Linked DNA regions of Mus musculus: region 1 is linked to region 2. The links are chromatin loops, found by intact Hi-C in ENCODE. Cell type or tissue: heart. All regions are shown on one strand. Links, peaks and the distances in the headings refer to the core of each region. The heading gives the core; the rest is flanking DNA.

Region 1 (15,714 bases), core at 3,612-11,611, 310 kb after region 2:
CAGGGGGATTGGTCTCCTCTCAAGGCCTGAAGCATGACTAGCATCAGAAGTGACATGGACATTTAGGATGGGGGTAGGTCAGCGTTTAAATGTCCCATGTGTCACAGTAACACACAATGACTCCTCTCGGTACACAGCCAGGCATGGGCATCATAGGGACACATTCTATAGATGGCAGTGACTTGTCAAGTAGAAACACTGATAGCAGACATTGGTAGGAAATCCCTTTCATGATTTCCCCAGAGAATCTCTGCCTTTCACCTAGTGACATGTGCTACTCAACTGTGACAAGCCCATGTCTGAGCATGGACGCCTTGACCCCATTCAGAAACTGACAACCCTGTACACTGTCAATCACACATCTCCTTTCAAACATGAATGCTCCTGACAAGTTTCTAAGCAAGGAGGTTGTGAGTGACTGCTGTGTAAATTCACTAGTACACAGGTATCCACAATGCACGCTCACATGTAAACACAGACGTGTACACCAATACTGCATACTTGTAGGCTCAGGCACATGTGCCCCTTCTGCACCCTGACATACATAGTTAGACATACATACCAAATCTGTCCACTCTCATGATGCATACACAGACTTTAGCACCCACTCTATATGCACGTGTTCTCAGACACACCTATTTGACACGCTCACATGTATGTCTTTACACATGCACCCATTCTCAACCTTTGCTTGCATGTATTGCCACATGTACCAATTCTCACTCTTACACGCATGCGTAGGCACACACTCCCATTCTGCCCACCTATATACATACTCAGACATATCCACCTACTCCACATGCTAAGACATGTGAAATCACGCATCCTAGCACACATGTGGAGAAACCCTGGGCCCAGCTGAGGATTTACTCTTTATCATTTTTGCAGTTACAAGGGCATTCTGCCCTCCTACTGGGTCCCTACCAGCAGGGTCTTGGATGCTGGATTTTGGGGGTTGGGGTGGGGGTGGGGAGGATCGAGTGAAAGGCAAACAGGCACTTGTCAACCTGGATCTTGCTTGGCCCTTCTGAAGCATACAAGTCCCTAGCCTATGAGAGACTCTTGTGTTCAGTCGATGCTGGAATGGCTGGTGAGCACTGGGTATCCGCATGACACACTATGTGACACACACTACGACACACTATGACCCCATCTTCCCTGCCAGGTGCAGGAGCTCTACTGAGTGGAAGGCTGTGGCTACTCTGGAACCCTAATCAACAACTCCCAGACTCTTTCCCCAGAGGACTGGTGTTTGACTCACTCTGTGGGAATCTGCTGAATGTGTGCTCTCGTGGAAATGGGCCACTGGATGTCCATGGTTTCATCTTCCTTTTGGAGTAAAGGCTCAAGAGGCAGAGGTAGAAGGCGCGACAGAGGGGAGGCAGCTGGAGGCAGGAGGGACTGAGAGGAGAGTGGCTTTGGCTATCTGAATAGACACCACAAGACAAATGCTAGCCGGACAGAATAGCGGTGGGGAAGAATAGTCAAGGTCTATAGGCCTGTAGGAGGCTGAGAGGGGGCTGTGTGTGCGTGAGCGCATGCGTGCACATGCGCATGCGCTCCTCCCACGTCACGGAGAGACACGGAGCTTCTACCCCAGCAGGTTCATTCAGAGGGTCACCTTTTCTTGCTTCCGTGTGCTCAATGTGCTCTTCCACCTGCCGGGAGAGGGAGGGCAAGCTGGGGACGGAGGCAGTCCTCAAGGGCCTGGCTCTGGCCTGGTAGACTGCTGACTGTCTAGATTCTCCCTCCCAGAGACCTCTGGGCCTGTCTGGGGGGGGGGGGGGACTGCAGCTGTTCCCATAATATCAAGTGTGTCCTGCCTTACCTATCCAGAGCTGGAGGGGCTTTAGGAGCTCTGGAGGAAGGCCTCCACTGCAGGGTAACCCGTAACCTTGCTGACCCCAAGGGTGGCTCTCAGCACAGGGTGAATTTCTTCCCCAGATGTCTGGGTCTTAAGCCCAGGCTGCCCCCAGTGAGGCTAGAGGGGTCACGTGGTATAGAGAGGTCATGTGGTGTTGCCTCAGTGTCAGGAGCCAACAAGCTTATAACTAGCAGGTGATCTTCCTGAGATGAGTCTGCTTTGGATTAATAAATAATCTATGACAGATTTGCTCCAATAGGCAAGGCCCAGGGGAAAACCATTTTAGGAAAGATTCCTGCTATTAATATGCTTTTCCTGGTATTATTAAGCATGTATAACAGCACTAGGAATTAGCCCACCCTTTTGAGCAGATCTCTGCAGAACAATGAAGATAAACTGTCTTGTAGTGATGCTATATAGACAAATAGATGACTTCTTAATTCTGAATGACGATCCTATAAGAATTCCTAAAATTATATCAGTATTTATTAAGCTCTTTTATAGTGGGGCTGCTATTAGGTCCTTTTCTGATAGTCAAAACGGCAGTGAGAACTCTGCTGGTCTTTAGTGTCACTTCTGATAGTAAGCAGGCACTCTACTCCTCAGAGCATGTTCCAAGAGGCTATAAAAGCATTAACCAAAGGTCATAAAAAGGGAACTGATGATTTATTATAGGTGTTAGGACAGAAGATAAAATATTGGCTGGGTTTATCTATACAAAACTTCACTAATAAGTTAGCTATGATTTTTAACTCTCCATGACCCTGTGGAGCTGTGACAGGTGATGAAGGTTTAGTGGGATAATTACTCCTAATGGATCTGCGTGTAAACGTTCGCTGTTGTAAGCTCCTTATTTGACTTATGATTTGAATATGTGTGAACTTGTGATGAACTTAAGAAAGTTTTTTTTTTTTTTTTTTTTTCGAGACAGGGTTTCTCTGTGTAGCCCTGGCTGTCTTGGAACTCACTTTGTAGACCAGGCTGGCCTCGAACTCAGAAATCCGCCTGCCTCTGCCTCCCAAGTGCTGGGATTAAAGGCGTGCGCCACCACCGCCCAGCTGTGATGAACTTTTAACCATGTGATCATGTATTCTATAGGTGTTGAGGACAAGGAGCAGAGCACGGATTTCCCTTGTCCCAGGTAGGATCACTGTGATCATTCCCCTTTCCCTTTTCTTAGAGAGCGTCCCTAGGAAACTTTTTTATTTATTTATTTATTTATTTATTTATTATATGTAAGTATACTGTAGCTGTCTTCAGACACTCCAGAAGAGGGAGTCAGATCGCCTTATGGATGGTTGTGAGCCACCACGTGGTTGCTGGGACTTGAACTCAGGACCTTCAGAAGATCAGTCGGGTGCTCTTACACGCTGAGCCATCTCACCAGCCCCCTAGGAAACTTTTTACAACTTAGAAATAAATGCTACATTCACTTTTCAAAGTGTTTCTTTTTCTTCCTGCGACTTCAACTAGCAGGCTGAAAGTTAGAGCCACACAGTTCCTGCTGAGATAGAATAAAGGCCACATTACTGAACCCCCCCTGCTGTTAGGCTACAGGTGTTACTTGCTTAAGCCAGCAGCTTTTAGCACTCAGAATGAGCAAGAAAGTTTTTAGGACTTTTTAGAAATTATCCTCACATTCAGTATAATTAGAGAACTACCGCATCTGGAGACCATCAGTCTTTAAGGCCACACCAGAGTTCTACTTGTTTCAACCCACTCCAGGCCATGAGGCTCTCCTCAGGGCTGGTGGACACTTCCACCCCCCCTCAGCTGTTGACTCTGTTTTGGTGTGATACTGGCTATCATCACGGGAACCTCTTTGTGTCCTTTTGAAGCCTCTTCCAAGATGCAGCTGATGTCATGTCCATCTGTCAGCGAGGGGCTGGAATCCCAGGATCCCTGATCTGTCTGTTGGTGTTCCTGAGCAAACCACAGACCTCCAGTCACCATAGACCTTACCCCATTTTCTGCTGAGGATTTTGGTCCATGCTTTCTAGGCCAACACCCAACACCCATGCCTTGGACATAAACATGCAGGCATGTGGGTATGCATGCAGGTATATGTGTGCACGCTTACGTACATGCAGGACAATATACTGTCTTCTGCAGGGCTGTCTTAAAGAAACACTTTGAAGGACTTGGAGAAATATGTGGAGAAAGATATGAGTGGCCATAGATCACAGATTCTGATTGGCTCATCCCTGTTTCCCAGGTAGCAGGCAGCCAGGCCCCTCCCTGTTCATCTCCCTCAAGGCTTACACAGACCTCTGGCTTTCTTCTATGGAACCTAGGTTGTAGGTGACACCCAGGGCTTGAAAGCCATGAAAGACAAGTTAGCAGACCCCTGGGAGGCCCAGAGCTGGGAGGTTGGGAAATCAGTACCTTGCCTTAGGCAGGCATCCCCATCTTGCTGGGTAAGATGGATGTAGTTGGGAAAGTGCTTTGGGCCAACAAACTACAGCTGTACTGACGTTTGAGTGTGTGCACAGAAGGGAGGGGCCCTGGTTTCCTTTATGGCCCCAGGGGACCCTGAGACACTCAGAGGGGAGGAACAAAGGCCTTTTTACCCCCATCACCCTGCATCTTGGGTTCTAATTTCTTGGTCTTTCAACTCCAATTTTCCTACCATCTTGTGCCCGAGGGCCCAGAATAGGGGATGATGTAGTGAAGGCGGAGGGAGGCTGGATGCCCTCCGGCCTAGCATAGCCATGACCCTAGATCCCTGTCCCTCCCAGGCCATCACAACTTACTTGCTTGCTGTCTCGAGTTTGAGGAGCCAGGGTACAGGGGTGTGTATGTGGAAAGAGCAGGAGGGCTGGCCTCTCCTGGTCCAAGCTTTGTCTGAGGAAGAGGTCTATGAATCGTCATTTCTTGTGGGAAAGCCTCCCTGGAGTCTCTGAGTGGATGGGGCCGGACCACTTACATCCTCCTGTTAAGAGACAGTAATGTATTTGAGGGGGACTTGGGGGCATGGGGTGGGTAAGCTAAGTGACTGGCAGGTCCAGGAGATCAAAGGACAGGGTGGGTGGTGACGGTGGTCCTGTTCCATGTCCTTGGGGCTCTTCACTGTGTGTAGCTCTGGAGGCTTGCCTGAGAGTTCACATGAAGGGACCCCTCCCCCACTCCCCCAATTACCATTGGTCATTTACTGTCTGGCTTGGCTGGGGGTGCTGTGGATAGAAACATCCTGGTTCCTTGGCCCAGGGATGTCTCACTAGACTCTCACTAGGTAGGCAGGCAGCAGCCAGCTCACTTCTTGGACTGTATGCCCATGTATACTTCCACATTTCTGCACCCTGCCCCACAGGTAGAGGCCCACAATTTGGAGGTCCTACTTTGCCCTGATTGTGGTAAACACACAAAAGCCCCTCTTCCTTCCCTTCCCTGCCTGCCTGCCTTCCTTCCTTCCTTCCTTCCTTCCTTCCTTCCTTCCTTCCTTCCTTCCTTCCTCCTTCCCTTCCTCCTTTCCCTCTTTCTTTCTTTCCTCTTTCTTTCAGAAGAGACAGTCCTGAGGCAGGTGGACATAGTAAGGGCAGTTGTTGATGTCCTGTGTTTCATGGATGGGAGGCTCCCTGACCCTAGATTTTACCTTACCTATGGCTGCTGCTGGCTCTACTAGCTTGCCTGTCCCTGGAGACAGGGATCTACTTTTGGGCCTGGTGACCCTTCCTCATCACTGCCACACTAGTCTTACCACATAGACCTCCCCACCCTCCCTGACCAGGGATGGCATGGTTCTCTTGGCTCAGGGCTCTCTCAGCCCCTCCAGGACTCCAGAAAGCTCCATGTGGGTAAATACACTGGTCCCCACCATCCCTGTGCTGTCAATTCCAGAGGTGCCAGCTCCAGCTACTGCCTATGCCATCAACACCCCATGGCTTCCACCCTGGGGCAGAACGGTGAGCCAGTATTCAGTCATTCTTTGTTGAGGTAGACTCATCAGACAAGGTATGTGAGTTTCTCAGAGTTTGTCTCGTGTGTGTGTGTGTGTGTGTGTGTGTGTGTGTGTGTGTGTGTGTGTGTGTAGGCATTCTTTATACTAGAGACCTCAAATTTGGGAATATTGCCAAACTTAAGAAGTAGCAGGACTGGAGGACTTGCTTGGGAGTTCCCGAGCTGTCCCAGGAGCTGAGCATCTGGGAGAAAGAGAAGGATGAGCCAGGAGGGTTGCCATGTTTCTGTCTTCTGGAAGGGAATCTCAGCTACTATGTGACATATGGAGATCTGTTTTTTCTACACAAGGAGGCAGAGATGTAAAAAGTTAAGAAGTTTGTCCAAAATCACACAGGTGATAGGGATCAAGCTGGGACTAAGGTCCCCATTTTCTAACTTGAGGTCCTCAAGTGATTCCCATAGTGGGCTTCCTCTCCCACCCTCCCCACCTGCCCTGAGAAATTAGTGTGTGGAAGGCACACTTTCTCATCCATGAGAGAGCGGAACTTGTTTGCTTTGAGCTCAAACAACCTCAGGTGTGCTGTTAGCTCTGTTGGGTCTGAGTCATTGACTCGTGACTTATGGAAGGTTGGCCACCTGACTCTCTGGCTGCCTCTGTCACACACAGCCCATGTGTATCCTCTTTGTTCTGGGTTTAGTCTTAATCTGACCTAAGGGAGTGGCTGGGGTTCAGAGTCCTCTGGTTGGGGGCTGACAGACAAAAGTGGCCAGGGACAGTGGGGAACCCAATGTTACTCACCACTGCTGTCTCCTGACCCTGTTCTCCAGAGTAGTCTAAGCATCCGGAGAAGCTACACACACACCTGGCACATCTGTACAAGAGTGTGAACTTTCCTGGGGGGAATCAGGATGAGGAGTGAGGACTGGGGCCCTGGCACACAGAAAGCAAGAGGGTTTGATTTGGACCAGACTCCCCTAGAGACCCCACTGAAGCCTCTTGGGGGGTCACCCTCACGCTAGGCTTCCCCAAAGCCTTTCCTCCCCTCCTACTGGGCACAGACACAGGCGCACACACAGCCCATGGGTGTCCCGTCCCTCCCCTCCTCCTCTGGCTCCCACTCCCCATGTGCTGTATCCCCTAATGTTCTGTGTCGCCTTCCCATATGGGTCTGAGGAAGGTTCATGGTGCTATCTTTGGAAGAGGGACATTGGAGCTGTTATGGGCTACAAGCCATCAACTCCACTAAAAAAGAGATGTTAAGTGCTATGTGGCAGGTGAGGAGGGGTAAACCAGAGAGGAGACGAGCGAGACTTCCCTAGCCTGTCTAGATCTAATTTGTCTCCATTTGTGCCCAACCATTTGATTTTCCCCAGCTTTGTCTAAGTGCCTCCTGACCTTGTCCTACAGTGCCCTCTGCTGGCTATTCTACTAAATGACAGTAACATGCTTTAGTGGAAGGATTGCCATCAATTCTGTTTCTGGGACTTGGCCTCTCTCTGGCACCTCAGTCCTCACCATGAACACTCTCCAGACATGCCATGCCTGACTGCTGGACTGGGCCTCATGCAGCTGTCATGGATGTCTGGGGTCAACGGAGAAGAAGCCTGAGAAGATGGGATTCTGGGTCAGTGACCTGATGGGTCTTGGGGAAAAAGAAAAGAAAACATTCCCTGTGGCATACTGAACAGAAAACCTGGGAGATTCCCACAGACCATTGAGGTTGAGAGTTACAGAGAAATATGGCAATCTTAGGCTCAGCTGGATCTGGGCAGAGACTTATAAAGCTTAAGGCGACTAGCATGTAGCCATCTGAGTGGTCCTTTGGCCTGGTCATGTCGGCTGGCAGGATCTCAGATTTTTACAGGTGAGGAGGTTGAAGTCTAGAGACAGGAAAACTGTCTGGAGCCAGCTCTCCAGTTTGAAAACAGGACTGGGAGGAGTCCAGGGCAGCGACTGTAGGGCTGGGCGCATGGGCCTAGTCCTCGCCTAGTCCTCTGCTGTGTTCAGCCATGGCTGCGCTGATCACTCTTTTGAGCCAGTCAGGTCACACCGAGGGAAGGCAGGAGCAGAGCCTGGGCAAAGTGGAGAGGTATACTATCTCTAAAGTTCCATACACGAGCTTGTCTAGCATGCATGAGGTCCTGGGTACTAGCCCAGCACTGAAAATAAAAACTATAGGATGTGCCCTGGTTATGAGGGACATCCTAGGATCCTATCACAGAGTGCTGAGGCAGGAGAATGGCAAGTTCTAAGCTAGCCTGGGCTACATAATGAAGATCCTGTTTCAAAGAAAATACCCCAAAGAAACAAAACAACCCATCAACCAGTCAACCAACCCCAAATACCCAAACTACTCGTATGCATCCTGTGGTTTTAAAAGAGGCAGCTTCTTTCCCGCAGGTGGATATGAGCCTCAGTCCCCAGAGGGTTTGGACACTGGCAGGACTGCCTGGCTTTTCCCCATCAAGGGGTCACCCTCAGGGAGCATGCTCAGGGGCACAGGAGGACCTGTTTTTGGATCAGACTTCTCTAGTGACCCCCATTGAAGCCTCTTGGGGGGGTCACACTCACCCTGCACCTCCCTTAGGCCTTCCCTCCTAACCCACAGACTCAGAAGCCTGTCCTCCCATGCAGGTGCACACACAGCCCATGGGTGTGCCCTCTCCATCCTTCCCCCTCTGGCTTCCAACTCCTCCTGCGCTGGGCAGGAATCTGTATTCATCATGTTTCACTCTGGCCAGAGGGTAGTCCAGGAGCTGGACCTGTGCTACATCATCAGGGGCAGCCTTCCACTGTGGCTTCCTCCAGACCCTCTTCTCCAGCCAGCTGGTGCACTCTGCAGACCTCCAAACCACCACCTACCTCACCTTCCTCACTTCGCACTCAGCTCGCTATTTCGAGCAGTCCCTGAGCTGGTAGCGAGTCTCTGCCTCGTCTCTCTAAGCAGCTCTGACTCTCTACCCAAGCGGGACTCACTGGTACTCTACCCGCTCAGGACTTTGCAAGGTCCTCAGGCCCATTAACCGACTTCTGGACACCGTGGGGTCGAAATCTTCCAGATGCTTGCTCCCGACTCTTAAAAGCAAACACAAGAACAAAAAGCAGGAGTTAGGACTGTGTAGAAAAGGTGCTACCATGGATGACACTCCTCCTCATGTCCTACCTTACCCTCTGCTTTAGAGTGCGATCCTGCTGTCTGGAAGCAATGCCTATAGTAAGGGAGGGAGCACAGCCCTCGCTTATCAAGCATCCAGTGGCTTCTGGGGACCGGGCAGGAGATGATTTGTAAGAGGCTGTGGCTGGTTTTCCTCTGGGAGACCCTAGGATACTTCTGGGTTAAGCCCAGGGAGGCAGGATGGTTGTGACCACACAGGGAAGGGTCCATGGGGACAATCCATGGGTGGCTTCCTGGAGTTTGTTGGTCCATCCCTGATTTTATCCTAAGATAGAAACCTAGGTTAAGGGTCTGGACTGCAAAGTAGATTTGGGGGTTTTCCCAGATGCCTGCTTCTCCCCACCATTCTCCCATACCCCAGATGTTCAGGAGGGGACTGATTATTGAGTATTCCCAGGGCTGCAAGGACATGCTGTGTCGCTTACACTGTCTTTGATGGGCAGTGGTAGAGAGCTCTTGGCAAGGCTGAGTTGCCCAGGACATTTGTTAGGCGTCATTACATACGGCAAGGGAAGGAAAGACAGGTCTCAGTGACAAGGGGAACAATGAAAGAAAGAAATTTGACCTCTTGACCTGGGGATTTTGAGGAAATGAAGCTGCCAGAGGCTTCCTTGCTCTGTGCACTCTGTGGGCTCCTTCTACAGCATATGTGGCCAAGCACTGTGGGGGGGGAGACTGCATATCTCAGAAGCCACGGGGGTTCATCTACATCCGTGTTCATCCCAACAGAAGCCTCATGACTTGCTTGTGGAGTAAGAATGGGCTAGCCTGGACCCTGCCTCCTGATTCCTCCCCTACAGTCAGAACGTGAGTGACTGGGATGAAGCAGTCTCTGCTTTTTGTAGCAGAGCTGGGAGGAGCCATGTCATTGTGGCTGAGAAGCTCTGTGGCTTGTGGCTACTATGGGGGAGAGCAGTAGTGACCCACACAGAGGCACTGGGAAATTCACAGAGACTCTTTGTTTCCAAGTACAGAAATACATAGTTATGTAGAAATACATACACCTATAAATTGCTTGTATCTTTATTTAATTCCCCTGTTTGATTTTGATTAGGGAATTATATTGATTGTTAAAATTATGGAGATAATGACATTGTTTATGAATTCCAATTCAGGTTAGTCTTGGGATTTTGCTTTCAAAATTAGGGACATTCGGGTCTTCAGCGCCACCACGGGATCTGCTCACCAGCTGACTGTTGGCGTCCTGTAAGCACCCTTTACAGATAGATAGCTGTTGGTTGGTCCATCATCCCAACCCATCTGCTGTGCTCTGCAGGAGAGGGTAGGACTTTTTCAATGGTTACTAAAAAGGACTCCTGAGTGGGAGTCTTTAGATGCCAGTGGCCAAGGAGGAGGACCTTTTGACCTTAGAGCTGAGACCCCTGCTGTCACGAGGGACCTTATTTCTGCTCTGACACTTGTGGGGCTTGCTTGCTATAATGTCCTGTCAGGTCCTCTTCTGCTGGGGGTGAGCAGATGGAGTGTGTGTATACCGTGCCCGAGCGTCTCCTGCTTGGCCTTGGGTTGGTGTAGAGCAGGAAGGAACTGTAAAGTAGCCCTGCTCGGGGTACCCAGGGCAGACTTAATCTTGAATCTGTGCTTTGCCTGTCTTTTCACAACTGACTCGGTCCTAGACATGGGCTGGCTAGACATGGTCCATCTCCTGCTCCAGACAGTTTTTAGAAAACTGAAAATGTATGGAAAAAAAAAAGCATTGAAAACTTTTTGTTGCTCTCCCCCCCTTTTGAGATAAGGTTTCTCTATGGAGCCCTGCGTGTCTTGGTACTTGCTTTGTAGACCAGGCTGGCTTCGAACTCATGGAGTCTGGCCTGCTTCTGCCCCCTAGAGATTGGGATTAAAGGCATGTACCACTGTAGTCTCCCCTCCCCCAGCCTGAAACCTGCTTGCTCAGGGGTGGAGCTTCCTGCTCATTCGTTCTGCCACGCCCACTGCTGGAACCTGCGGAGCCACACATGTGCACCTTTCTACTGGACGAGAGATTATTTGGCGGGAATCGGGTCCCCTCCCCCTTCCTTCATAACTAGTGTCGCAACAATAAAATTTGAGCCTTGATCAGAGTAACTGTCTTGGCTACATTCTTTTCTCTCGCCACCTAGCCCCTCTTCTCTTCCAGGTTTCCAAAATGCCTTTCCAGGCTAGAACCCAGGTTGTGGTCTGCTGGCCGGACACAACATACCACCACATCTGGCCACATTGAAAATTCTCAATGAACTGATTTGGGGCTCGAGAATTCACTCAGGGGCCAGTATAGCTGTTACCTTAGAAGGCATCTTTGGTGGCCATTGAACCTTTTGAAAATGTGTGTAACAAGAAGAAATGGAAATCTTCTAACCAGCCCTCCCAGGGTTACATCGTGTCTACATATGATTTTATTTCTAAATATGTCTTTTAAAAATAGCATTTCTTTGAACTTTGTGTTTCAAAATTTCTAAAGCCTGCCAGGCTGGATCGTCTTGCTAGGCTGGGTTGGATTGTCTCACTAACTGTCCTGTCATCCTGAGTCACTGTGGCAGATGATTCAGACGTGGCAAAACACACCAAAACTCATCTCGTAACTGGATTATTTTGATAGGAGCCTCACACGCAGCCCTGGAGCCTCAGAGTTCTGAGTCCTGACTTTAATTCTCTCCCACTGTTCAGTGTTTGTCTTAGTGGAGATGACTGTCATTATGTGGTGGCTCAGACTGACCTTGCCTATTGGAGGTGACAAAGTGGACCTTTGAAGGGACAGCTCTAACAATGCAGCTCTCCAGGTTCGCTCTCAGGAAGTATGAGCGTTTAGAACGAGGATAGCAGTTCCCTTTTCCTACTTCCTGTGTATCCCAGAAACACCCAGGGTTGGCACTGTTAAGGCCTCTCCTCAGAGTGCTTCTGGGCCCCAGAGTCTACAGGGTTACACTTTTCAGGCACAGCTCAGGTACCACCAGCATTGTGTCTTTGGACACAAATTCATCCCTGAGAGGGTAGCGATATTTCTTCAGCTATATTGTTTATACCTTAAGAACCACGCTTTTCTGGAAAGGTCCTGGAAACCACTGCAAAGCCAATATTATAAAACCTCACAGAATTTCCTTCCTGGGCAGAGGACAAAGGTATAAACCATCAAAATACCTGAGGGGCTCAGGGAGAGAGGAGAAAGGGGAGAGGAGGGGAACAGGAAGAAGAGGAGGAAAAGAGAGGAGAGGTGGCCAAAGGGCCTTTATACACTCTGCCCAGGCTCTCCTAAGGCATCCCTCTGACTCTCCTGCTATTCCTGTTCCCACTTAAGGCTTCAAGGCATCCTGCCTCGCTGGCTAGACTTCTGTGTTCTCAGCTCCTGACCATAGATGGCTCTTGTGGGGCCTTAAACATGTACTTGCGACAAGTCACCACTAGCTCCTCAGATCCTTGGGGGTCAGGCTGTTCGGCCCACCATCCTCGTCTCTAGTGCCTGCAGCATCCCGAGATTTTTACTGAATGAGGAGTTGCTCCTCTGGGTTGCCTTGGAGAACTGCAGGGGAAGGGGTGGAGGAACAAAGGATATGGAGTAAGGGAGGGGAGGTAGGAACAGGCTATGAAGGTTTGACTTAGGAATCTGCCCTCAGGAGCTTGTCTGGGGCAGGACAGGTTGGGACAGGGACCTCAACTTGAGTCATCTGCTGCAGGCTTTAGTTTTAACCCTGACGTTCCTCATTTATCTGTACTTTGGGGATGCATGGCGTCACTCCCAGGGATATGTGGCAGACACTGAAGTCACCTCTCCCACACATACATACAGTTTAAGTTCATAGATCTGACAGACATTGCCAAGCTTTCTTTGAGGATGAGTAAGGGCATGTGACCTTCTCTTCTTCCTTCCCATGGCTAGAGCTTGTTGTGACCGACTTTGGCCACCTCCATCAGGCTCCCAGACAGGAGGCAGAGCCCCAGAATGGGTGGACTGTGCTTGTTACCGTCTTAGTAACACACACTTTCACCTGTTACCGTCTTAGTAACACACACTTTCACCTGTTACCGTCTTAGTAACACACACTTTCACCTGTTACCGTCTTAGTAACACACACTTTCACCTGTTACCGTCTTAGTAACACACACTTTCACCTGTTACCGTCTTAGTAACACACACTTTCACCTGTTACCGTCTTAGTAACACACACTTTCACCTGTTACCGTCTTAGTAACACACACTTTCACCTGTTACCGTCTTAGTAACACACACTTTCACCTGTTACCGTCTTAGTAACACACACTTTCACCTGTTACCGTCTTAGTAACACACACTTTCACCTGTTACCGTCTTAGTAACACACACTTTCACCTGTTACCGTCTTAGTAACACACACTTTCACCTGTTACCGTCTTAGTAACACACACTTTCACCTGTTACCGTCTTAGTAACACACACTTTCACCTGTTACCGTCTTAGTAACACACACTTTCACCTGTTACCGTCTTAGTAACACACACTTTCACTGGGCCTGCTGATGTGAGAGCTGAGTTCCAGCAACCGAGCCAGTGCTTTAATTCTGGCCCCTTATTTCCAGCAGCAGGAAAAGTTGAGTGGCCTAACCACTGTACTTACAGAAGAAACGACAGCACTTCCTCTTTCAGTGACCCTCTTTCTACCCCATCCACTTTTGCGGTGTTTGTGTGTGTGCTCGTGTGTGCATGTGAAAGCGTGATATGCATAGATACGTGAAGGCCAGAGAACCTTAGGCATCCTGCGCTATCACTCTCTGCCTTTTAGACAGTCTCTGTGGCCACCAGCAAGTCCCAGGGATTCTGGTGTCTCTGCTCCACACAACTCTAGGGTTACAGGTGCACTTGTGACTCTCCTCAGCCTTTCTTTTCTGTAGGTGTTGGGGATCTGAAAGCAGGTTCTTGTATTTATGCAGCAAGTGTGTTCACACTGACTCGTCCTCTCAGCCCAGGTGGCTCTCACTTGCTAAACTAGGAATAGTTCAGACTTTCTCAGGTTTGCTATTTCCCGACCATCACTCTCTCGCTCCTCTGTGGTAGCTAAGTGTTGAAGGTTCTGGACCTGGAGCCAGATGGCTCAGAGGTAGATTCTACCTTGTCACTTAATGTCTGTCTTACTTTTCTTTTCTTTTCTTTTTTTTTAAAGTCCATTTGAAGAGGTGGAATACCCAAAGCCAAGGCATTTTTAAAAAAAGATTTTATTCATTATTTTATTTATTATATGTAAGTACACTGTAGCTGTCTTCAGACACACCAAAGGAGGGCATCAGATCTCATTATGGATGGCTATGAGCCATCATATGGTTGCTGGAACTTGAACTCAGGACCTTCAGAAGAGCAGTCAGTGAGTGCTCTTAACTGCTGAGCCATCTCTCCAGCCCCGTGTCTTACTTTTCTATTGATGTGACAAAACACCACTGACCAAGGCAACTCAATAAAAGGTTACAGTTTCAGTGGGTATGTCCATGACAGGAGCCATCAGGCAGCTACTAAACTGGAAGCAGTAGCTGAGAGCTCACATATAATCCACAGGCAGGAGTCAGAAAGACAGACAAACCGAGAATGGCATGGGTCTTTGAAACCTCAAAGCCCACCCCCAAAGACACACCTCTTCCAACAAGGCCACACCTCCTAATCCTTCCCAAACAGTTCCATCAACTGTGGAACAGACATTCAAATATATGAGCCTATGGTTTATTTTGCTATATTTTAAAGATTTATTTATTTTTATGTTTATGGTTGATTTACCTGTGTGTATGTGCCCACAGTGGCCAGAAGAGGGCATTGAACCTGGGTCCTCTGGAAAAGCAGTCAGTGCTCTTAACCCCTGCCATCACTCCAGCCCAGGCCTTTTATTCAAAACCATCACATTGTCAAACTGTTGTTTTCCTCTCTGTGTCACAGTTAGTGAGAGATATAGTGAGTGAATGTGTGGGGAGCAAGCACTGAGCCAGGTCCCTGTCCAGTGTGTGTGTGTGTGTGTGTGTGTGTGTGTGTGTGTGTGTGTGTGCGTGGTCTGTCTGTGTGTGTCAGACCAGCTCCATGCACAGCATTAGCCGTATTCATGCTACTGATATAATGTGATCTCATTTAAATTGTGCCAGAACCGTTTTCCAGAGGTTTTGCTTACACAGTAAATATGATGCCTAAGCTTAGACTTTGGATTTGCAGCTTACAGTTTCAGCAACTCCATCAGGATGTCTCTTTCCAAATGGGTGTGGGAAGGTATTCCATGGTTCTGACTGAGGCCTGACTCCCTCCTCCAGTCCATGTCCCTCGCCATGGTGATGCTAGGCTCTCGTTGTTCAGGTGTGGGTCACATAGACACTGACAGAAGAGTCCATTCCTCTTAAACCATTTAGATTGGGGGTGTGAAAGGCGACTGAGACAATGGAGCTCTTCTTGGAAGTAGCATGTTCTGAGTCTTTTCTAGTATGTGGACAACTGGGCAGCTTTCCTTGGCAGCAAGGACTTGGTAAGTGCATCTCCTCCTTGTCTTCTGGCTCAGTTGTTCTCTACAGCGATAGAGCAGTGGCATATACAATCTTAGCTTCCAAGAGTCACTCTAATAATTCCCTAAGAAGCCATTTATTAATCCCACGAGCTGCACAAGCCCACATTTCTGCCACAGTTGCCTGTAGACTCCCAGGTCTTTAAGGCTTGCCTCCTTTCTTCCTGCTCTCTCCCTGCCCTGCTATCAGGAAACATCCATTCAGTAATGAGAACTTTAATATCTAGCAAGTAGTTTGCTGCAGGCGTAGCATCATAACCGGAAGGCTCTATTCAGTTTGACCAGGC
Region 2 (15,714 bases), core at 3,987-11,986:
ACCACAGGCTGTCATTCTACTGCTCCCTCTGCTTCCATCAGGAACCATGATCCTCAGCCCTTGACCCACTCATAAGCCAGCAAGCCAACTCTAGCAACATTGAGCCATCCTGGGTTTTTATTTCTCCTATTGCGGCAAAAAAAAAAAAAAAAAAAAAAAAGAGGGTCTTGAAATGCAGACCACATTGGTCTCAAACTCAGAGATGTACCAGCTCTGCCTCCTCAGTACTGAGATTAAAGTCAACCACTATGCCCTGTTGCTACTTCTTAATCTCCTCGGCTGGCTCTTCACTTTGCAACTCTCAACAGAGCCAGTCCTCGCCTTTCCTTTTTCTAAGCTTTCATCCTCTGTGATATCCTTCAATCCTCCAGCTTCTAATATCATCTTATACAGCTAATTCCAATATCCTTGTCTCCAAATCCAAGCCCTTAACAACCAAACAGCCAACTTCCCATTCAACTGATTTACCTGGATACCCACCATGAAAACCACCTTTCAGTAAGACTCTTCCTTAACTATCTTCTTTACCACACAATCCTTATTATTCCACAAATACCTCCTAACTCCTCACCCACGTTTTCATTTCCTCCATGGCTTTCATTATCATCTAAACTTCGTATCTGTGGTCCACCTCAATAATACACAATTCATGACCACCTGCATTTCTCTGTATTTTATTCATTTACTTTTCTATCACCATGGCCCTGAATGACGTGTCTTCTGCCAGTAGAGGTTGTTTTAAATAAATGAATATTCCTATCAGGAACAAAGTCACCCCTGCTTCAAGCTGGAGACATGGCTTAGTAGTTAAGGGCACTGGCTGCTCTTCCAGAGGACCTAGCTTGATTTCCATCACCTATTTGGTGACTAACAACCACAGGTAAGATTACTTTCCTCTTCTGGCCTCCAAGGACAATGGACACACCTGGTGCAGACAAAACATTCATACATATAAAATAAATTAAACAACAACAACAAAAAAAAACCAAAACATGTTTTAGTGCACTGAAAAAAAGTTTACAGGCAAAATCAAAAGACAAACTAAGAGAAAAATACAGAAATCTAAAACCTTGAAAAAGACCTAAAGGCAAAGTGAAAAGCAGGCATACAAACACACACCTTACTTTCAGACCCGTTTTCACCTATCTTTTGGCCAATCCAAGTATCCCTTACATATTTCAGCCAAACTTTAGTAAGTGGGTATATTGTTTTATACATGTTTGAAGTGTTAACTATTTTTTTAACCTTACTCAGTTCTCATACATGTTAAAAATTATAATTCATTTCTCTTGTTGTTCTTACATGTTATCACCTGCAAGTAATGTGTCCATTTCTTCACAGTATCAACAGGACTTAATTTCCATGAATGATTCTGCTTTAGAAGCTGGGTGATGAACTCATATGTAATGAAGTAACTTGAGCACCTTAATCCTCTATGCCTCAATTTTCTCATCTGTAATGTGAGACCATCACTTTCTTCTTAAGGTTGATGTGAAACTTTTAGTTTCACATTAGGGTTGGCGAGATGGCTCAGCAGGTAAGAGCGCTGACTGCTCTTCCAAAGGTCCTGAGTTCAAATCCCAGCAACCACATAGTGGCTCATAACCACCCGTAAAGAGATCTGACGCCCTCTTCTGGTACGTCTAAAGTCAGCTACAGTGTACTTATGTATAATAATAAATAAATCTTTGGACCGGAGCAAGCAGGGACTGATGGAGCAGGGCCAACTGGATTGAGAGGGGTTGACCAGAGCGAGCAGAGGTCCTTAAAAAAAATTCAATTCCCAACAACCACATGAAGGCTCTCAACCATCTGTACAGCTATAGTGTACTCACATACATAAAACAAATAAATCTTTTTTAAAAAAAGTTTCACATTAATTACACAGCAAAGCTATGGTAGCCCAATTAGGCTAACAGTTTCCACTAAGGTATTTGAGACTGAGCAGTGAACATATACATATATCCTTTCCCCTTGAAACAGTGTTTCCCCTATGTAGCTGAGGTTGGCTTGGAACCTGCTATTTAGACCAGGCTGGTCCCAGTCTCCCAAGATCTGCCTGCCTTTCAAATGCTGAGATTAATAGGCCCAGCCCAACACTGTAATGTTATCTTAATGAGGGTGGAAAAAAACTCGTGAAGGATGTGTCAAGGGTTCCACTGAGGAAAGAGAGAACATAGAAGACAAGGATTTAGGAGAGATGGAGTTTGAGGGCATTATCAACTCAAAAAACTAAAAAGTGGGCCGGGCAGTGGTGGCACATGTCTTTAATCCCATACTTGGGAGGCAGGGTCAGTCGGGTTTCTGAGTGAGTTCCAGGACAGCCAGGACTACACAGAGAAACCCTGTCTCGAAAAATTAAAACCAAAAAAAAAAAACCAAAAAAAAAAACCAAAAACCAAAAAAACCTAAAAAGTGAGTGGGTATCTGCACAGAAATCCCGCACTCTGACTAAGTACGAGATTAACAACACGCTTTTCCAAATTAACAGAAAAACTAAGCCGAAATGATGCTTGCTGCTTTATTCTGGGAGTTCTGGTTCAGGATCACTGGCAGAGCAGTCTATGTATCCTTCAACTCTCGAGGTGCCGGCAAAGCCACCTCGGAGGTGACTGACAGCAAACACGTTAAGCGCACGTGCAAGGGGAGCAGCCGGCCCCTGGGGGCAGATTCAGAGGCTGGGGCCTCCTCCCGCCGCCCGGCCACTGCCCTCGCCCGCAGTCCCTACTCTGACTTCCACCCCACTTCCCCTTCCGACCTCCCCGCTCCGGTCCCGGCCCACGCGCCAGCCAGGGCTCGCCGGTTTCCAGGAGCGAGGGGGCGGAGCCCAAGCGGTGCCCTGCAAAGGACCAGAACGTGGGGATCACCTTTCCTCAGGGTCGGCGGCCGGTTTTTTGCCGAGGGCCGGATTGGGGGGCTTTGAAAAGAGATTTTCAAAATCCATAACTCAGACAGGGACCGTTCCTCTCCACGCCGAGCAGGTACTGAACAACCAGCGAAGCGGAGGCTACAGTCGCGCCAAGGGCCACACGCTCCGCCCAGCGCACGCGCACGCGCTCGCGCTCATGTTGCTTGGGCGCGACTCCGCGCGACCTGGCCAGCCCTACCACGCATGCGCAGTTCTCACCGTTGGTGGGGAGGCTTTCGGTGCCTGAGCTGCGCACGCGCAACTCTCTGTACTTATGTCCGATTCGTTCCTTAGTGCAGCACTACAATGTCGTTAAAAAATTAAAATAATCTTTAGGATTCTTCTTTAGAAAGCTGTGCTATTTTTATATGTACGAGAGAGAGACAGAGAGAATGAGTGCAGATGCCCGCGGAGGCCAGTTATTGTAACCCACCTGACATGAGTGTTGGGAACAGAACGCAAGACCTTTATGTTTTAACTATTGAGCCATATATCTCTTCCAGCCCCTTTAAAATTGACAGGTGACCAAGCAAAATTAATTGCACAAAAAGGAACCTAGACGATCTCTTCTGAGTAAACACATAAATATATTTAAAGCAGGCAAATTCAATAGAAAGTACTAAGTATTAAGACTATTTGGGGGTGGGGGGGTGGGGGGGTGCAGTCTTAGAGACCTGCAGATGAAGATGCAAAACTCTCAGTTCCTGCTGCACCATGCCTACCTGGATGATGCCATGCTCATTCCTTCATGATAATGGACTGAACCTTTGAATCTGTAAGCCGGCCCCAATGAAATGTTGTCCTTATAAGAGTTGCCTTGGTCATGATGTCTGTTCACAGCAGTAAAACCCTAAATAAAATGGAAGCTGGTAGCCGGGCGTGGTGGCGCACGCCTTTAATCCCAGCACTTGGGAGGCAGAGGCAGGTGGATTTCTGAGTTCCAGGCCAGCCTGGTCTACAAAGTGAGTTCCAGGACAGCCAGAGCTATACAGAGAAACCCTGTCTCGAAAAACCAAGAAAAAAAAAAATGGAAGCTGGTACCAGGGATAGGTCTGACCATGCTTTTGTTTGGAAGAATGTTGATTTCAGGACTTTGGATTTGGAAAGCGGTGGAATGTTTTAAATGGGGCTTAATGGACCATCCTAGTAGGAATATGGAAGACTTGCTGAGAATAACTGTGCAGACCAGGCCCAAGAGGTTTCAGAGAAGAATTTTCAGTTTGTGGCATAGAGACTGTTTTTGTGGTATTTTGGTGAAGAATGTGGCTGCTTTTTGCCCTTGTCTGAGAGTCTATGTGGGGCTAAGGTAAATATATATATTAATTGCATTGACAAAGGAAGTCTCAAAAAAGCCCAACATAGACTTTGTTCTCTGGTTAAATCTCATGAAGAGGTTTTTTTTTTTTTTTGAATAAGTGTAGCAGGCTTTGAAAGGAAAAATACAAAATATGTGGTTGACATTAAAGGGGCACCAGGAAGTGAAATGGAACTGAATCTTATGTTCAAGGAGGTTAAATTGAATTAAGGAAGTGTTGACCTTAGGCCAAGATCCACACAGCAAAGTACAGGTCTTTAATTCCAGGAGGCAAAGACAAGCAGATCTCTGACTTTATGTCCAGCCTTGAACAGAGCAGGTTCTAGGTGAAGAAAAGTTTTAAGTCCAGGCATGGTGATACATATCTTCAATCCCAGCATTAAAGGAGACAGAACCATACAGATCTCTGAGTTCAAGATCAGTCTACAGAGCAAGATCCAGGACAGCCAAGCTTAGGCAGTGAAGGAGTTGGAAAACAGAAAGCTGGTGATAATGTCATAGAACAAGAGGGTCATGTTTCAGCTCCTGCAAGCAGCATAACTCTGCAGTTTCAGCCATGTGGCTCTGGCTTTAGAGTCCAGAATAGAAGGGATTACTGGGACAATTGATGCTAGTTAGCTGGAACTAAAAAATTAGTGCTGATTAAGAAGAGACCAGCATCACTGAGGTGAAATCTTCCAGGTAGTGTTTTCTGAGAGCACAAAGAAGCTGTGTTCCAGAGATAGCCAAGGTTGTACCTCATGCTGCAGCTGTACTTGGTAATGTGTAAGAGTCACCAAGGTAGTACTGGTTTTGAAGGCATGAAGGTGTCATGAAAAAACAGTTGAGTCTTGGCACTGTGAGGCCGTGGAAGGCCATTGGTGATAGTGCAGCTTCCGTTGCAGTTGATGGCCCAGGACTGAAGGGGTCATGCAAAGGAGTTGAGGTTTGGCACCATGAAGAGCCTATGAGAGGCTCTTGATGAAGCCTCATTGCAGCAGGAGACCTCAATGTATTAGAGATGCCAGTACCATGGGATGATCACCAAGAACAGCAACAACAGTGGAGTGGATCAAGCTGGAGAGTGCTACAGAGGGCAGAGCTAGAGAAGTGAGGCCAACACTTTGGAGGAGCCCAAAAGATCGTGTGTGGATCCCAGACATTGGAACAAGAAGCTGTAACATTGAAGTTGCCTTGGAGACTTCAAGATGTTGGAGATGCCAGAGCCATGGGTTTTCTGCTGAGGAAAGCTGCTAACAGGGAGTGGAAGCAGCCCAGGAGAAGAAGTTTATTGCTGTCAACAAAGATGAAAAAGGAGTTGGAGATCTGAAGACCGCTTTGGCATCAGACATGGAGATGCAGAGTTTGGAGTTTGCCCAGCTAGTTTCCTGTCTTACTTTGGGGATTATAGTTAAGTGATTGAATGAATCTCAGAAGAGACCTTGAACTTTGGACTTTTAACATTGTTGAGACTGCTATAGACTATGGGGACTTGGAAGTTGAACTAAATGTATTTTACATTATACTATGTATGGATATGGCCCCCATAGACTCATATATTTGAACAAACCTATGGGGGAAGTGGAATGTGATGGTTTATATATGCTTGGGCTAGGGAGTGGCACTCTTAGGAGGTGTGGCCTCATTGAAGTAAATGTGTCTCTGTGGGCGTGAACTTTAATACCCTAGTCCTAGCTGCATGGAAGCCAGTCTTCTAGCAGCTTTCAGATGAAGATATTACATCTTTGAGGGGGAAAGCTTTCCCAAAGTGTTGCAGCTCTGAGGGGAAAGATATCCTGGCAGTCCAGAACCAAGGAACACCACAAAGTCACACTGCACAACAAACCTTAGACAAGAGATTTTTTTTTTTTTGAGAGGGAAAACCCCAGGGAAGGCTGCTGCCTCTGCATGGGTGAGAAGCAGCAGAGATCTAAGCAGAAGATTGGGTTTCTATGGATTGAGGGAGCAGGAGCTTCCCAGGATGGAGATTTCCAGGGTGAAGATTGGTGGGGTTTCCAGTCCAGCGCTTGGGCTTTTTAGTCTGCAGGGCAGGCGGGCGTTGGGTCCAGCAGTTAGAGCAGTTGAAGTGTTGTGTGGGTGGAACCTGGTAGTTGGAGGTGCTTAGAAGAGGGGCCTGGCCACTCGTGTGTCTCAGGAGTTTACACTTAGTGAGTTCCAGGGCTATGTAGAGAGACCTCTCAAAAAAGTAAAAATAAAAAATAAAAATAAATGCTCATAATAGAGTGAAAGATATGCAGACACCGGAAATCAGATTGGGCAGGGCAAAAAAGATGACATGCAAATGCATAAGATATTAGTATTCTCAAATAATTATAAAAGGGCACATATATATGTAGTAGATTTATCCCAAAGAGCTGGCTGCTCTTCCAGAGGACTTAGGTTGGATTCCCAGCATCCACATGGTGGCTCACAAGCTTCTGTACTCTGGATTCTGGGGTATCCGATGCCCTTTCTGACTTCTGACTTCTGAGGGCACTGGGTGTAAATGTGGTGCACAAATACACATTCAATCAAAACATCTGTACACATAAAATAAATCAGAGAGAGAGAGAGAGAACAATCAACCTGAGCTACATGAAACCCTGTCTCAAACCATCACACACATACTCAAATTAACCAGTACAATAAATGAAGTAAACATACTCAAAAGGGCAGATGTCTATAATTTCTGATCTTTAGAGATAGTAAAATGGGCATACCAGATGCTGAAGAGTGGGACAGTTTCTGTCTGGGTGATGGAAAAGTCTGGAAACCAGTACTAGTGACTGGCACACAATAGTCTGAGTGTGACTAATGACACTGACTTGTGTGGTTCAAATGTCAAGTTTTATGACATTTTACAAAATGAGAGAAAAGGAAGTGCCTGGCATGATGAGAGGGTTGACAACCTCTTGAAGACTTTGTCCCAGGGTTTGCCAGGTTCTGTCGTGAGGTTCCCTGCAATTGCCAACAAATCTTGCCGCATTTCTCACTGTTGTGGGAGTCTGGGGTATAAATAGGAGTTGACGCTTTTCATGGGCCCTTGTGATGCCCCAGAAAACAATTGATTTTCCTTCTCCCATCTACAGATTTTAGAGTGGTCTTTTCAACTTCAGCACAACTGTCATTGGGATTGGACTATTTGCTGTGGAGGACAGTTCTGCATTACAATTAACAGACATTAAGCTGTTTCTACCACTAGATGGCAGTAGTACTTGCTCCAGACATCGAAAATCACAAGCTGAGGGGCTGGAGAGATGGCTCAGAGGTTAAGAGCAATGACTGATCTTCTAAAAGTCCAGAGTTCAATTACTAGCAACCACATGATGGCTCACAACCATCTGTAATGGGATCCGATTCCCACTTCTGGTGTGTCTGAAGAGAGCAACAGCGTACTTACATAAAACAAACAAAATAAATCTAAAACAAACAAACAAGAAAATCATAGGCTGAGAAGAGAAAGATTGGGAATTTCAAAAATAAAAGACAAATATCTTTCCAAAAAGTCTAAAACTTTGCCAGAATCAGTGAAGCATGTCAATTTACAACATTATACATTAATCAAATACAATATGTCAGCTGTGAGAAGCGAAAATTTCCCTGTGACAAATCTGGAGGGAGAGGGGTTGGAGGATAACCATTCCTAATCCAAAGGCATTGAATCTAGAGTAATCAATTCCCAAAGCAGGAAGGCTTCTATTAAAAGCCATGACAGTGTTTCATAAATACAGTTTCAAAAGGGAACGCTGGTGACTGGTGGAGCCCCAATATTGAGTTATCCCAGCCACACAATGAGGTCTAGTAAAAAGGTATCTAGAAAGAAGGACAATTTCTTAGGCAGGGTGGGGGCTAAACAATCCAGTGTTCTAAGATTAAACAGAAAAACCACTACCACAAGCAACAATGCTTGTGCCCCAAGGGCTACCCACTACACTAGCCAAGGAGTCAAGATCAACTTGGGACAATGGGAATGTGACAAAGGGCGGAGAAAAAAGGTATAACAATACCAACCATAAGCACAGGCCATCAATAAAAAAATTATTGGACGAGGAACATGTGTGTTTGTGTTAGTACAATTGTGTATTGTGTAATGATGCTTTAGTCGGTGACAGGCTGCACAATTGACTGGTCCCACAGGCTTACAGTGAAGATGAAAACTCCTATTACGTTCGTGACATTGCAGCTGTGGCAGCATCAGCGTAGACACATTATTTCTGGGTGATGATGGCGACGTGGAAAATCAGTGACTGTGCTGCTAATTGTACGAAAGCACGGCATGTGTGCAACATGGCACTTCCCAAAAAGAAGACAGCACTGTTGCTTTATGGGTGTGCTATACTCTGAATCCATATATACTTACTTCTATTTGAAAAGTTAAACCTAAAGCAGTGTGTCATGCTAGACTGGCAGCAGCTTCATATACCTCACTTTGAGTCTCTGGACTGCACTGAGGGTCACCTTGACTGGCCCCAAACCTTGCGGTTTCTGCAACACTTGGATGATAATTTTTACTTGGCAAGGAAACTGCCTCATGTCACCAGATACCTCTGTCACCAAGCAAGAACTTTCCAGACCTTGGGTGCTAACACTGCAGCCGGTCCCACAACACCCAGAGGATCTATGTGAACTCCACCCCGCCAATGGCACAATTCCTTCCAGTCTGGGATGGTGCCCTGAGCAGACCTTAGGCGCAAACTCCTCAGCCAGTCCCACAACACCCAGAAGAAGCTCCACTCAAAGGAGCTCTAACACACCCAGGATTATAGAATCACATGATCACAGGATCCCAGAACCTTGGTCACACCAGGATCTCGGGGTTCCAGAGGCAGCTTGACTCCCAGGAACTCTGACACACCCAGGATCTCAGGATCACAGGATCCCAGAATCACAGGATCACAGAGACAGCTGGACTCTGAGGAGTTCTGACTCAACCAAGATCACAGGAAGGATAGGCTCCAGTCAGATATAGTGAGAGCAGGTAGCACTAGAGATAATCAGATGGCAAGATTCGGATCTAAAACCACTTCTCATGATGGTGATAGAGGACTTTAAGAAGGACATAAATAACTCCCTTAAAGAAATACAGGCGGCTGGTGAGATGGCTCAGTGGTTAAGAGCGCTGACTGCTCTTCCTAAGGTCCTGAGTTCAAATCCCAGCAACCACATGGTGACTCACAACCATCCATAACGAAATCTGATGCCCTCTTCTGGACTGTCTGAAGACAGCTACAGTGTATTTACATATAATAAATAAATATTAAAAAAAAATACAGGAACACAGGTAAACAGCTAGAAGCCCTTAAACAGGAAACACAAAATTCCCTTAAAGAATTACCTTAAAGAATTACAGGAAAACACAATCAAACAGGCAAAGGAAATGAACAAAACTATCCAAGATCTAAAAATGGAAATAGAAACAATAAAGAAATCACAAAAGGAGACAACCCTGGAGATAGAAAACCTAGGAAAGAGATCAGGAGTCATAGATGCAAGCATTACCAACAGAATACAAGAGATAGAAGAGAGAATCTCAGAGGCAGAAGATTCCATAGAAAACATTGACACAACAGTCAAAGAAAATGCAAAAAGCAAAAGGCTCCTAACCAAAAACATCTAGGAAATCCAGGACACAATGAGAAGATGAAATTTAAGGATAATGGGTAGATTATCCTAGGTAGGAAGGGCCAGTAAATATCTTCAACAAAATTATAGAAGAAAACCTCCCTAACCTAAGGAAAGAGATGCCCATGAACATACAAGAAGCCTACAGAATTCCAAATAGACTGGACCAGAAAAGAAATTCCTCCTGTCACATAATAATCAAAACACCAAATGCACTAAACAAAGAAAGAATATTAAAAGCAGCAAGGGAAAAAGGCCAAGTAACATATAAAGGCAGACCTATCAGAATTGCATCAGACTTCTCACCAGAGACTATGAAAGCTAGAAGATCCAGGGCAGATGTCATACAGACCCTAAGAGAACATAAATGCCAGCCCAGGCTACTGTACCCAGCAAAACTCCCAATTAACATAGACAGAGAAAACAAGATATTCCATGACAAAACCAAATTTACATAATATCTTTCCATAAATCCAGCTCTACAAAGGATAGTAGATGAAAAACGCCAACACAAGGAGGGAAACTATGCCCTAGAAAAAAGCAAGAAAGTAATCTTTCAACAAACCCAAAAGAAGATAGCCACACAAACGTAATTCCACTTTTAACAAAAAAAAAAACAAAAACAAAAAAAAAAACCAGGAAGTAACAATCACTTTTCCTTACTATCTCTTAATATCGATGGACTTAATTCCCCAATAAAAAGACATAGAATAACAGACTGGATACAAAAAAAGGATGCAGCATTTTGCTGCATACAGGAAATGCACCTCAGTGACAAAGACAGACACTACTTCAGAGTAAAAGGTTGGAAAACAATTTTCCAAGCAAATGGTCCCAAGAAACAAGCTGGAGTAGCTATTCTAATACCGAATAAAACCAACTTTCAACCAAAAGTTATCAAAAAAGATAAGGAAGGACACTTCATACTGGTCAAAGGAAAAATCTACCAAGATGAACTCTCAATTCTGAACATCTATGCTCCAAATGAAAGGGTACCCACATACATAAAAGAAACTTCACTAAAACTCAAAGCACACATTAAGCCCCATACAATAATAGTGGGAGACTTCAACACCCCACTCTCAGCAATGGACAGATCATGGAAACACAAACTAAACAGAGACACAGTGAAACTAACAGAAGTTATGAACCAAATGGATCTAACAGATATTTATAGAACATTTCATCCTAAAGCAAAAGAATATACCTTCTTTTTAGCACCTCATGGTACCTTCTTGAAAATTGACCATATAATAGGTCACAAAACAGGTCTCAACAGATACAAGAAGATTGAAATAATTCCATGCACCCTATAAGATCACCACAGACTAAGGCTGGTCTTAAATACCAACAAAAACAATGGAAAGCACACATACACATGGAAGCTGAACAACACTCTACTCAATGGATAACTTGGTCAAGGAAGAAATAAAGAAAAAAATTAAAGGCTCTTTAGAATTTAATGAAACTGAAGACACATCATACCAAACCTTAATGGGACACAATAAAACAGCGGTCAGAGGAAAACTCACAGCTCTAAGTGCCTCCAAAAAGAAACTGGAGAGAGCTTACACTAGCAGCTTGACAGCACACCTGAAAGCTTTAGAACAAAAAGAAGCAATCAAACTCAGGACTGAAATCAACCAAATAGAAACAAAAAGAACTATACAAAGAATCAACAAAACCAGGAGCTGGTTCTTTGAGAAAATCAACAAGATTGATAAGTCCTTAGCCAGACTAACCAGAAGGCACAGAGACAGTATCCAAATTAATAAAATCAGAAATGAAAAGGGAGACATAGCAATGAAATATATCTTAAAATAATTATTCTGTTTGTTGAATACTAACAGTTGAAAATATTAAAATCATGTTCTACAAATATCATGGAAATATTATTGATAATTTTTCTCACTGTGCTTGAAATTAGCATTTTCTTTTTTTTTCTTTTTCTTTTAAACTAAAAGAGCTGATGATTTTATTTTTACATTTCACAATATAAGTGAAAACCACATTTTTTGTTGTTGTTGTTATTACCACTCCCTCCAGAAGTATTCTGTTAGGAAGGGGAGTTTCCTTGTCATCCATCTAGTAAACTCTCAGGCTCAGCACCAAGATGTCCTGGTGAAACAGAACAAGAAATACAAAATGATAAAGAGCGCTTCTGCTCTTATCTGTCTGGCCACGTCGTGCCAGGCCGTGTGGACACCATCATAGGGTGAGCAGGAGGTCTCATCATTGGAGGCCCGAGCATCATGGGAATGTGGCCTCCCATGGGTGGTCTCATCCCAAGAGGTGGTCCCAGAGACATCATGCCAGGAAGAGGTGGGTACATGATTGGCATCATAGGAGGGCCTCCCATGTGGGATGCAGGCATCACGCCCGGCCAAGGAGGACCTGGGAGACTTGGGGGAGGTGGGACCATGGCCCCTGCAGGCGAAGGAGCAGAGAACAGAGCTGGAGGGATCTTTCCGTGTTGAAATTCAGCTGTTGTTTTGTCAGTCAGGCTCTGGCCTGCTCTTTCATCCATCTCTGGGAATTGTCTTTCACGTTCTCTTTGTGTTTCAGACCACTGCAGTGTGTCTTCCTCACAGATGGAGAATCATGGGTAAGATGCATATCACAGTAGTCACAATAAAACTTGGGCATGCTGCTCCACAGGTCGTTGGCTACCTGGGTCCCCGTCGTCAGGAACTGACTGCACACAGGCTGTGCCTACGTGGGCTTCAAACAATTTTCTTTCTCTTTGGAACCCAGTTGAGCCGTTGTATGAAGATAACCACCACATAAACTTAGTTCAGAATCAATGGTAACTCAGTTGCTGGGAGCAACAACTAACATCCAAATTATAAGTCATACTAAGTTAAATCCTCCGGTAGCGGATCCAACAACATCTGCCACCTGAAACAGGATTTCCACTATCTCTCTACATCTTCATCTCCCGAGATCCCTGTCTCAAAAGCAGAAATTAGCATTTTCTTAATGTTTAACATCAAAGAGCTTTTGCTATTTTGAAATTTTTAAAATATACTTACTGATAAAATAATAATAATAAAGAACTTTCTTCCCATTACCCTATCTCTTTCCTGTTTTTCTCCCCATTCCCTTGATATCTAACAGTTGTTTTCATAGCAGTTAAGTTGATATCTCATTGTGTCCATTATAATAAAGGATGGGAAAGGGATGGGATTTTTTATTCTATTTGGGGAAATGTTAGCATGCTCTTGGTTGAACATAGGATAAACATATCCCCTTAGGCAGAAATATGACTTGAGCAACTGCTAGATCCTGGGACTTCCATTCCAGCTGCTGCTGACCATTGTTGGGGAGTTGGACTACAGACTGTAAGTCATCAACAAATTTCCTTACCATATAGAGACTACCCATAAGCTCTGTGATTCTAGAGAACCCTGACTAATACACCTTATAAAGGGCACATGTATACCTAGATGAAAGTATATACTTGGTGATTTGCAACATGTCATTTGGCAAGCTGAGCCATGTCTTCCAGAATTCCTGTAGCTACATCAGTGCTAGCCTGGACATTGTACATTGTACTACATCAGCCAGGTGAACCAGCAGGCAAATGACAGTGTGCATGTGGAAGGCCTTGGATTCAGGCCAACTTTCCATGAATCAGTTAATGAATATATAAATAAGAAGGAAATGCTGTAATACCTTTTTTTGGAAACAAAAACAGAAAAGTCACTAGCCATTATAAGTTTATTATTTAAGAAACTCCAAACAAGAAATCTAGCAATGAGATTTTTTTTAGATTTATTTATTTTGTGCATGTATTTGTGTGGTTGAAAGCAAAAATTAACCCACTGTAGTGGCTATTCCTGGTTGTCAACTTGACTATATTTGGAATGAACTACAATCCAGAATTGGAAGGCTCACCAGTGACCCTTATCTGGAGGCTTGGATATCCTTATCTGGATCTTGGTTTGGAGATCTTGAGCCATAGTGGCTATGGATTCCAGAAGATTGAATCTCCGAGTTTAAGGAACACCTTTAATCTGGGCTACACCTTTCATCTGGGATTAAAGGTGTGGTGGGACACACCTTTAATCTGGGCTACACCTTCTGCTGGAGACAATATAAGGACATTGGAAGAAGGGAGTCTAGCTCTTGCTCCTTCGCCTGCTTGCTGTGTGAGACTGAGTAACTGCTAGATCCTTGGACTTCCATTCACAGCTGCGACTGAACAATTGTTGGGAATTGGGCTGCCGACTGTAAGTCATCAATAAATTCCTTTACTATCTAGAGACTATCCATATGTTCTGTGACTCTAGAGAACCCTGACTAATACACCCACTATGACTAGATTTTTGGTGTATTCAGTGTAGCTGTATTAAAACCATGTCAAGAAAGTGAAAAGCAAATGGAACATAATAGAATCTGTGAGACGCTGCTGAAGTAGTGCTCACCAACACTTCCAATCCTGAAATACATTAGGAAAGAAGATTTCAAATACTAACCCAAGCTGCAACCTTAAGAAATTAGAAAAGAAGGCCAGGCATGGTGCACATATCTTTAGCTCCAGCACTTGGGAGGCAGAGGCACGCAAATCTGTGTGAGTTAGAGAGATTCTATTCTGGTCTATAGAGTAAGTTCCAGGTCATCCATGGCTACAAAGAAAAACCTTGTCTTAAGCACCCCTGCTAGCTTCTCCCTCCTCCAAAAAAAAAAAAAAATTAGAAAGAGAAACAAGCAGAAAGAAAGAGATATTAAAGTATAAAGCTGGTGAAAGTTAACAGAACAAGAATCAAGAAAAGTAAATATATCGCAAACACTTTGAAATGTTCATAAAAGCAATAAATATCTGCCAAAACTGAAAAGATAAAGGAGAGAAAAAATTACCAATCAAAATTGAAACAGGATTTTACTATCGACTTCACAAACAGTACAGAGGATGCCCAGTCAGCATAATGGCTCTGTGCACTTGAAATCTTCAGCCACAAACAGTGGGAGCTTGCTCATGGATACTCAGATGCTGCAGGGTTAGACTCCTGGCTCAGCTGTAGAGCACACTACTGAACGCTCCCGAAGGTCTGGGTCCAAATATTCAGCACAGGAACAAATAATTCAAAACCTCAGAAGCTCTCTGCATTAGAAATGAGAAATCACAAGGTCAAGATAGTTTACTGTGGGCAAATTGTTAAGAAATATTACTTCTATATACTCACATACAGAAAATAGAAAAGGGAACACTCCCAAGTTATATTTATGAGGTCAGCATTAGTAATAAGAAATAAAAAAATCCAGCAAATTTACTAAATATATAACATAGTATTGTCAAATTGGGATTATTTCACAAACACAATTGGGGTGTGTGGGGTGTGTGTGTGTGTGTGTGTGTGTGTGTGTGGGTGTGTGTGTGTGTGTGGGTGTGTGTGTGTGTGTGTGTGTGTGTGTGTGTGCACACGCATGCGTGTACATGCTTTAGACATTGCTGGTTCTTGAGTGGTGGGTTGGTTTTTTTTGTTGTTTTTTGACAAGGTCTGTCACTAGCCTGGAGGTTGACAAGTTCAGGTGGTATGATAGTGGGAATTCACCTGTCTCTGCCTCTCCAGTGCTGGGATTAAGAGTGTGTGCTAGCTCCTTCTCATGGGACTTCTAGGGGTCCAATTCAGGCCCTCATGCTTGAATGGCAAGCTCTTAACTAATTGGCCTATCTCCCCAAACACATAAGCACTATTTTTTACAGTCTTAGTATTGATAAATCCGTTAAGTGTAATGTTAATGGGACACTCTCCATTCACCTGTCAGATCATCCCCTACTTCTCTATGCCACTTTGATGGAGACTGGCTCTGTATTCCTTTGCTCTTGACTCCCAGATGCAGTCAATGGTGGGAGGACAGAGGTTAGAGAGAGGGAGAGATCTCTACA

The links. Peaks named below come from ENCODE experiments on the same cell type or tissue, not always from the same donor. Only the 100,000 strongest peaks of a DNase experiment are listed, where the experiment ranks them.
Region 1: it touches region 2 in a loop (15-fold over the local background); 23 of 42 quality-filtered maps call a loop at or near these places.

The regions. Positions count from the first base shown.
Region 1 is chr2:129,251,808-129,267,521 of GRCm38, forward strand. No RefSeq gene overlaps it. Among named protein-coding and RNA genes, the nearest start is that of Ckap2l, 38 kb to the right of the region's middle. In heart, for the core only: a CTCF peak has its summit at 7,179 (motif pointing left); no DNase peak of the experiment used is centred there; H3K27ac peaks cover 2,346 bases.
Region 2 is chr2:128,940,981-128,956,694 of GRCm38, forward strand. It overlaps Zc3h8 (zinc finger CCCH type containing 8), which reads right to left and starts at 3,040. Exons shown (of 9, transcript NM_020594.2): 1 at 2,868-3,040. The coding sequence starts at 2,944. It also overlaps the pseudogene Gm14028. In heart, for the core only: a CTCF peak has its summit at 7,406 (motif pointing right); no DNase peak of the experiment used is centred there; H3K27me3 peaks cover 1,077 bases.